Linked DNA regions of Homo sapiens: region 1 is linked to region 2. Evidence: read pairs that join two places in POLR2A ChIA-PET (ENCODE). Cell type or tissue: endothelial cell of umbilical vein. All regions are shown on one strand. Links, peaks and the distances in the headings refer to the core of each region. The heading gives the core; the rest is flanking DNA.

Evidence for each region. Peaks named below come from ENCODE experiments on the same cell type or tissue, not always from the same donor. Only the 100,000 strongest peaks of a DNase experiment are listed, where the experiment ranks them.
Region 1: POLR2A ChIA-PET joins it to region 2 with 5 read pairs; 3 of 35 experiments call an interaction of 5 or more read pairs at or near these places.

What each region holds. Positions count from the first base shown.
Region 1 is chr4:74,630,361-74,634,764 of GRCh38, reverse strand. No RefSeq gene overlaps it. Among named protein-coding and RNA genes, the nearest start is that of BTC, 160 kb to the left of the region's middle. In endothelial cell of umbilical vein, for the core only: no CTCF peak of the experiment used is centred there; DNase peaks (open chromatin) are centred at 1,944, 2,544 and 3,274; H3K27ac peaks cover 2,511 bases.
Region 2 is chr4:74,579,025-74,583,428 of GRCh38, reverse strand. All of the region lies in intron 2 of LOC107986229 (a long non-coding RNA gene), which reads left to right. It overlaps LOC124900716 (a long non-coding RNA gene), which reads right to left. Exons shown (of 2, transcript XR_007058141.1): 2 at 2,392-4,404. Among named protein-coding and RNA genes, the nearest start is that of AREG, 140 kb to the right of the region's middle. In endothelial cell of umbilical vein, for the core only: no CTCF peak of the experiment used is centred there; no DNase peak of the experiment used is centred there.

The DNA.
Region 1 (4,404 bases), core at 186-4,185, 51 kb before region 2:
TATATCTTAGGTTTTCTTAAACATAAACCATATTTGCCCTGATATAAAGAATTTCTGCAATTTTTTTCACCTGAGAGTTTTACTGCTCAGGTATTCTTAGCCCATGGTCACTTTAACCATGAAGTAAGTGTACATATTATATAATTTCCCTGAGCTTCATTCTTTATATCAGTAAACTAGAGATATTGCCAAAATACAGGTTTGTGTGAAGGCTCCATAAACAACAATTTGCCATACAAACATGGGATTTTTACCTAAACCACATGTATCAAAGTGTTGTTTTTGTCAACCCTACTGACCTAAGTACTATCAAACTGGGAGCAAAGTGGTGACTCTGTCTTTAATATTACAGAAATTATCTTTGTAAAATCAACTAGGTAGGTATTCTCTGAGCCCAGCATGACTGCAAGGCAATTTGAGACATTTGGGGAGTCAACTCCTTTTTTAAGCAAAAATGCCTGTGTTTATTATAGTAAGAAATTTTCACACGTAGGATGGTCAGATAAATAATACTTACAGCTACCCAACTGGACCAACTGTAGACACTCACTTGGCATCCCATGAGACTCTTTAAGTCCTTCATGAGAGAATTCAGAATCTTCATTATAATAGTCATCCACATAATAGAGAAGTATGGAGAAGTCCACAGATGGACAAGACATGGGACTGGAAATATCTTACTGAGAGCTATGGTGCTCCTGTTTAGAATACCTCACTCTGGGTCACCCACCTCCTGTCTTACCTATGTAGCCCCATCAATAGCATCAGTGCCTGCTTACTTGCTAAATAAGATTACATGGTTCTGAGGTTTCCTCTGACAAATGGAGAAAAGGGAGGAGAATAAAGGATTCTGTATTGTTTCATGATTTTGAAATGGGGTCATGAAGTCAGAGTCCATACCTAGATGATGCCACCATGGCAGACTATGGGTGAAGTTCCAGCAATGTTGCTTCATACACAAGGCTAAGAAACTTGAAGGAAAACCCAACCCATATTTAAGGGGGTACAAAAATTTAACTTGAGGAATTTTTAGTGCTAAGGATAAAAACTATTTCATTACATGTCTGGTTCTCTCCTCAGACAACTCACTGGAATTTTCAGGAGTGTCTGTCTTGTTTGAATCTGTACTTTCAGTGTCTAGTACAGTACCTGATAGAAATGAGTTTGTAACATATTCATGCTGAGTGAATGAAATGGATTTTGAAGATTTTAGACAAAGATTTTAGACATTTCTTCATCAAATGGCATTTTGATCTAGCTCTCAAGATAAAGAGACAGAAAGAGAGGAAGGGAAGAGAGAAGAAGAAGCGGGAGGTGAAGGGGAGAGAGAAATTGATTAATGTAGACATTGATGTTAAGGTGTAAATGAAGTAAAATACCCTAAAAGATTATCTTTTCCCCGAGGTATTTTAATAGAGTATAGAATTATAAACTGGAGAAACATGCCCATAATACTGGTGAGAGAGACCATCCTTTTCAATGGGCAAAGACGTAGCAGGACAAAAAGCGTCTCCTCCATCCCGCTCTAAGAATTTTGCATTCATTCGTAAATGCCTGTTTTGCTTCTATTTAAGTCACACAACGAATCTGTGTTCTCCAGTTACTGCCTTGCTCTTTAGTTTGATAAGAAAAGCAACATTTTTTCTTTCACATCATTTCCTAGTTACTTTAGCTTAATCGAATCTTCTATCTAATAATTCTAGGACTCCGCTACTCAAAATGTGTTTCTCATCTTGAAATGAAAAAAAAAAAAAAGATGTCTCAGCTCAAAGACTGGGCTTGATGAAGCCTGCTGGGTATGAGAGTGAAAAGAGAAAAGAACATACAAACCAGAACATGAAAGATTCTCATAAGTCCCTCTGAGAAATGCAGGAGTCATACGCCCAATTGCAAAATCAACACCATCGTTTAATATGCAGTAGGATGATAACACAAAGTACAAGCCTAGCCAAAAACCACAAGCCCTGGAACAGGTTCAAACCAAGCACAGACAGGAAACCACCCACCCAGGCACAGAGAGGTTAGGTGCTCCCGAGCAAAAGACAAATGGGCAAATGTGCCAATGACTGAGAGTCAACTCTCCTTGGTGAGTGCCTCAGAACTTAGGAAAAGAGTAAGTATATCCAAACATTTTAGAAAAAACTGGAAGTTGTAAAACGCATTGCAACTTAGAAATTTAAAATAATCTCAATATTTTATCATTTTCAAGAAATACAAATCTATTAATAGTTTTAGTCATTTATTTGACTATATTGCTGGAAACATGTACCAGTAAAACATTTTCTAGTGTGGGTTATAGATTAATAATTTAGACCTATTTTTCACTTAAACATGGGAAAGTTTTAGTGAAGGTGTTACTATTGTCCTGTAAAACCCACATTTTAATGGAGCTTTATGATATATCCTTGGATGATATAAATTGATTTTCTTACTGCTATTACTTTACTATCACTATTATTACAGCTTCTCCTAGATAACATTAATAAAACACTTAACAAATGCCAGGCACTGTTCAAAACAGTTGACATATGTTAATTGCAATTTATCCAGTAACAACTCTACAAGTTAGTGTTATTATTATCCACAATTTTTAGAAGAGGAAATTGAATCACAGAGAGATAAAGCTATTCTGTTTAGAAGTGGCCCAGTCAGAATTACTACAATAACATGGACTGGTAATTATAGCAAAATTAACAGTTTTTTTAAATGAGAAAACTCTTTTCCTGAAAACTTTGTTAGATCTAGGAAGTAGTTATAAAACATTTATTCACACATTCAAACATGTGTAAAGGGTTTACTATGTGCCAGGCATTGAGCTAGGGACTGGAGACAACAAGTTGACAGGCATCTGTATCTGTCCTCATCTAAAGATGTATATATAATGGGCCAGATGCTATAGGCCCAGAATCCCAGCACTTTGGGAAGCCAAGGTGGGCAGATTACTTGACCTCAGGAGTTGAAGACCAGCCTGGGAAACATGGCAAAGCCCTGTCTCTACAAGAAAATACAAAAATTTGCCAGGCGTGACACTACAGTGGCACACACCTGTGGTCCCAGCTACTTGGGAGGTTGAGCTGGAAGGATTGCCTGAGCCTGGGAGGTGGAGATCGCAGTGAGCAGAGATTGTGCCACTGCCTTTTAGCTTGGGCAATAGAGACATTGTCTTAAAAAAAAAAAAAAAAGATGTGTAATGATGAATGTTCTAGCTCTATTTGCACATCCTTAAACAGCTGCTACTCTGATGACTCTAGGATATAGGGCTGACCAGCGGTTTCCTCCTGGCCATATTAGCTGTTCTATTGACAGGTTCAGCTGGGCTGCTTTCCCTGTACTTTGCTTGTTCCTACACCTGTAGGAATGCAGAGTGCCTCTGCAGAAAAGTTCCCCTTCCTTGCCTTTTGTTAGCAGATCCATTTTAGCCAGCTGTTCCTTGATGCCAAGCAGTAGAAATCTGTCCAGTTTGACTCAGATGAACAGTTCCTTTAAGGATGTGCTGGTAGATTCGGAATTTCTTTGTGCCTCTTAAATGGGAAGGGAAAGAATATCTGTTCCTCTTGTCACTCAGTGCAGCCTGGGAAGGGGCACAGAGGTCAATTGACAAGATACCTTTCTAATCAGGAATATTCTAAGCCTCTTATCTAAACCAAAGAAGACCCAGGTAATCCAACAGAAAGTTTTGTGTTGAATCTCTACTTCACTTCCCTTTATCTTCGGTGCTATACAGAGTGCCACGTTTTGTTCCTCAGTCCAGGGTTCTTGGAAAGTAAGGATAAGTTTTCAATTCTAAACTACCGAGTCCACATATCACAACGTAATATAGAATGTACTTACGTATTGTCTTGGGTCAGTTTCCTCCAGATAAACATTTGAGGGTAATTAGTTTATTTGGGAAGTTTATCACCTTTCTATTGACACAATAATGCTGAGTAACAAGCAACCCTTTCTCTACACTGGCTTTACAACAATAAGCATTTATTTAGTTCAGAAGTTTGTGGCATTCAGCTGATTTGTGCAAGCTCAGCTGATCTTGGCTGGACTCCCTCTCTGTCTGGGGGTCAGTTAGCCGTGAGTTGATCTGGGAAGGCCTCAGATGCAATAACTGGGGTGCCTTTGCTTTGTTCCATGTGTTTCTCACCCTCCTCAGGAACAGCGCATGTCTCTCTCATGAAGATGACAGAGGACAAAAGCAAGCAGAAATATACAAGTATGTCTTAAAGTCTCTGATTTTGTCATGTCTGCTATCACCCCAGAAAAGTCACAAAGTCCAAGAAGCAGATGCCAAGACTGCCAAGATTAGACAAAACATATTAGGATTTAGCTACAGAAAATGGCTATGAGAGATTATTGGAAGGGATCCTGGAAAGGCTGGGATAGCCATGAGACCAAGATGCAGGTCTAACTCTG
Region 2 (4,404 bases), core at 281-4,280:
CCTACTCAGTCCAGGGAATAAAGAAGAAGGAGTAAGATTAAAAATAAATTTTTAAACATTGCCACACCCAGGATTTCAACTATCATCTTGTGGAACCCACATGAGACACTTTTGAAAGAGCTAAAACAAACACCACTCCTACAGGCCAAGCTTGTCATATGACACTTATTATTAGGTGATCATTTATCATGTGGAGCAAGGCTTGATCTAGGGTTAAACACTTGCATTTTTTTTTTCTTTCCTCACTGACAGCTCTTTCCCAGCCTGTGTTGAAGTGTCACAGGGCTCAGACCTTCGTCTTCTCATTTCCTAGGTTGTCCATGCTCATGACTGTAAATGTCATCTATTAAATATAAATTCCTAAACTTACATTTACAGTTTTGGTCCCTTGAGCTTCAGTTCAGAAATTTGTCTACTGGGCATCTCCACTTGAATACAGAATAGACATTTCAAACTTAACTTGTCCACAGTTGAGATCTTAACTTATAATCTCCCCAACTATTCATCCCCATGATTTATGTATCTAAGCAAAATGATAACTGAATTCATCTATTATCTCAGGATTTGAAGTCCTTTTTGGCTTATCTTTTTATATCTCTCATGGTCTACATTAAATGGGTAAGCAAATCTGTTGGCTCTACTTTCAAAATAAATCTGATATCCAAGACAGTATTTCAGTTGGATATTTTATCCTCAATGTTCCTGTCTCACCACTTTCATTCCTGCTACATTGAAAAAGCCATCACCATCTACTGCCTGAATTCCTTGCTGGATCCCATGCTTCTTTTCCCAACTTTCCTACAACATATTCTAAACAGAGCAGCTAGACTGATTCTATTAAATCATAAGTCAGGTCCTACTCTCCTTTATTGAAATCCTTCAAAAGTTTCCAATTCATTTCCAGTGAGGTAAAATTCGTATCTTTACTATGTGTCTTAGTCTGTTCAGACTGCCATAACAAAATACCCTAGATTTTGGTGTCTTAAATAACAGAAATTTGTTTTCTCATAGTTCTGGAGGCTGGAGGTCCAAGATCAGGGTTCCAGCATGATTGAGATCTGGTGAGGGCTGTCTTCTTGGCTTGCAGATGGCCACCTTCTTACCGTGTGTTCGCATGGCCTTTCCTTGGTGCATGCAAGTGGAGAGAGAGAGAGAGAAAGAGCAAGCTCCCTTGTTCTTATTAGTGCCTTCTTATAAAGGCACTAATCCTATTAGACCAGGACCCCGCTCTCATGACCTCAGTTCACCCTGACTAACTTCCAAAGGCCCACATCTCCAAATATGATCACATTGGGGATTAGGGAATATGAATTTGGAGGAGACACAAATATTCAGTGTCTGATGTATGGCATATAAGACCCTTCACAATTTGGACCTGGCCTTATTTCCCTCCTCTCTTTTATTCACCTATTCAGATTCAACCATCTCTGTATTCTGGGTTTTATTTGAACCTACTCAGGAATGATCCTACCTTAGGATCTTTGCACTCACTGTTTCCCTTTTCTTCACATAGCCAAATGGTTCTTCTTTAACTTTATTCAGGTGTTTTATTAACTGTCAATTAATCACAAGTGACTTTTTTTTTTTTTTTCTGAGACAGGGTCTCATTCTGTCACTCTAGAGTGCAGTGGTGTGATCACAGCTCAATGCAGCCTCGACCTCCTGGCCTCAAGTAATCCTTCCACCTCAGCCACCTAAGTATTATAGCTGGGGCTACAAATGCACACCACCACGCCCAGCTAATTTTTGTATTTTGAGTTCGAAACCAGCCTGGGCAATATGGCAAGACTCTCTTTCTATAAAATACACATAAATTAGAAGTGACTTTCTTGTCTATGATTTTCAACCAAAGACCATGAGGAACACACCTATAGTCAGTGTTGGGCTTCTTGGCTCATTGCTGTGAGAGAAACACACCATGAGTAGCCATGTAGTGTACAATAAGGGAGTTTTAGAAGGAATTTGTCATAGGGCTCAGGTTTGTGCTAGGTGATTTTAGGGAGGATTCAGTGAAGCATGATTTTGCTTCCATATTGGAGGCTGTCAGAAAATGGGCAATTCTTAACAATTTTTAACTAGGATGAATGGTGTGAGACTAAAGCTATAATTGATGAAGAATCAGCAAAAGCTATTATTTATATTAGCTGGATGAAGGGAATGTTTGATCATTTTTGCGATTTGCACAATATTACTGTGTTTATCTGTGCTCAGATAGGGTTACTATTGGGTTTTGGTTTTGTCTTGTTCTAATACAGTCACAAAGGTGGTCTGGTCTGATTTTACTTTTCTGCAAAATTATTTATGTCTAACCAGAGAACACTTTGGCCATCTCTTAGCTGACAGCAGTTGGGAGCTTCTTTGTTCATACTCAGTCTGAAATACAACTTCTTATTGTTTTTCTTCCCTAATGCCCCTTTATTTTTGTTATTTTTCTTCATAGTACATATCACTGCCATAGTACAACAAACATACCAACATGTTATTGATTTCTCCATTGTCTATAGTCCCCTACATGTAAATTCCATGAGAGTTGGGATTCAGGTTCACTTGTTCCACTCCATGACCCGGAATATAATAGGAGATCAATATAACAGGACATTAATATAATAAATGTTCAATATATACTTGCTAAATGATTTTTTTCTATTACTTGCTAATTTTCCTAAAAAACTCACATCAAAACGAACCAAATTATAAAAGAGCCAAAAGGTAACAAATATCATCTTCATAGTGTATGAAGTTAAACATAAATAAGATGTAAATGAAGACACAACTAACAGATTTATATCAAATTATAGGATTGTTATATAAATGTTAGTATGACTTTTATAATAATCTTCAAATGTTGGACTGTCTTTTACACAAAGTATAACTAGCTTTTAACTCTCTGCAAGAAAAATTGGAATTAAATTAGAGATAAAAATAAATTCCCCAAGTGGGCAGACTGCTAAAGATGAACTACTTAAATATACATATGCATGAATTATTACATAGCTTTTAAGGAAAAAAAATCAAAAGTGCTCCTTGATAGAATATATTCATATTTTTTGCACACATGTACAGTGCATTTTTAAGTAATTTTCATAAGTAAGTAAAAGGGAAGAAACTTACTTTATTGAGTACACGCATAACCTATTTAAGACAACTGCTCACAGTACTTTGCTAATATGCTGCTTTTCTTTGAAATTACATGTGTGGGTGTGTGTTTGTCCACTATGTGTGTATCTGTATTCCCCACTCACCACCCAAAGAGCCAATTACTAGTAAAGCAAACAGAACTGAAAACCATCCTGCAAACGCTTCTAGCTGGTGAGTGCTCGGGGGCACTGTTCAGAGAGTGTCTGGGTCAGTGTGCCCTCAGTTATAAAATTGGCTTTTGGTTAAAATTCCTATAGCCAAAACTTTCTAAAATGTTTATTGTTTCTTTCTATTTCCTTCTTGAGATCTCATTATTATTTCCCTTTTAAGGAATAGGTCATATTGTTTTGCTATAGAAATTGAAAACATGAGACATTGGCTTTCATTTAAGCAAATGAAAAATTAAAGCTTTTGTACTTCCAGGGTTTATGTGTCTATAATTAGAGTCAATCAAAGAACCAGTCTGTCATATTTACCAAATCCAAGGATAATAAAACCTGCATACTAACTATAATGTATTGATACCGTGTGCCAGCCAGTGTAGTAAATGCTTTATACTACTTGTCTCCTTTAATTCTCGCAACACTGAGATTTGTAATAATTCCCATTCTAGACATAAAAAACGGTCAGAAACATCAAATTTCACCTTATAATTGGCAAAGCAGGCATATAAACAGTGGTAAACAGTGCAATAATCCCCTAAAGATGTCCATGTCCTAATCTCTGGAACCTATATGTCACTTTACATGGCAAGAAAGAGTTAGGAGATAAAATTAAACTAAGGATTTTGAGAGGGAAGATTATCCTTGATTAATTGGGTAGTGTAACGCACTCCATGTAACACAAGGGTTTTTATAAAAGGGAGGCAGGAGGGTTAGAGTCAGAGAACAGATCTGATGGTGGAAGCAGAGGTTAGAGTCATGAGCTTTGAATGTGGGAGAAAGGTGCCATGATCCAAAGAATGCATGTAGCCTCTAGAAGCTAGAAAAGACAAGAAACAGATTATCCTCCAGAGCTTCCAGTAGAAAAGCAGCCCTCCTGACACCTGAATTTTAGCCTTGTTCACCCATTTCAGTCTTCAGACCTCCAGGACTATAAAATGATAAACTTATGTTGTTTAAAACCGTAAGTTTAGCCGGGCGCGGTGGCTCACGCCTGTAATCCCAACACTTTGGAGGCCGAGGCAGACGGATCGCGAAGTCAGGAGATTGAGACCATCCTGTCCAACATGTTGAAACCCCATCTCTACTAAAAATCCAAAAAGAT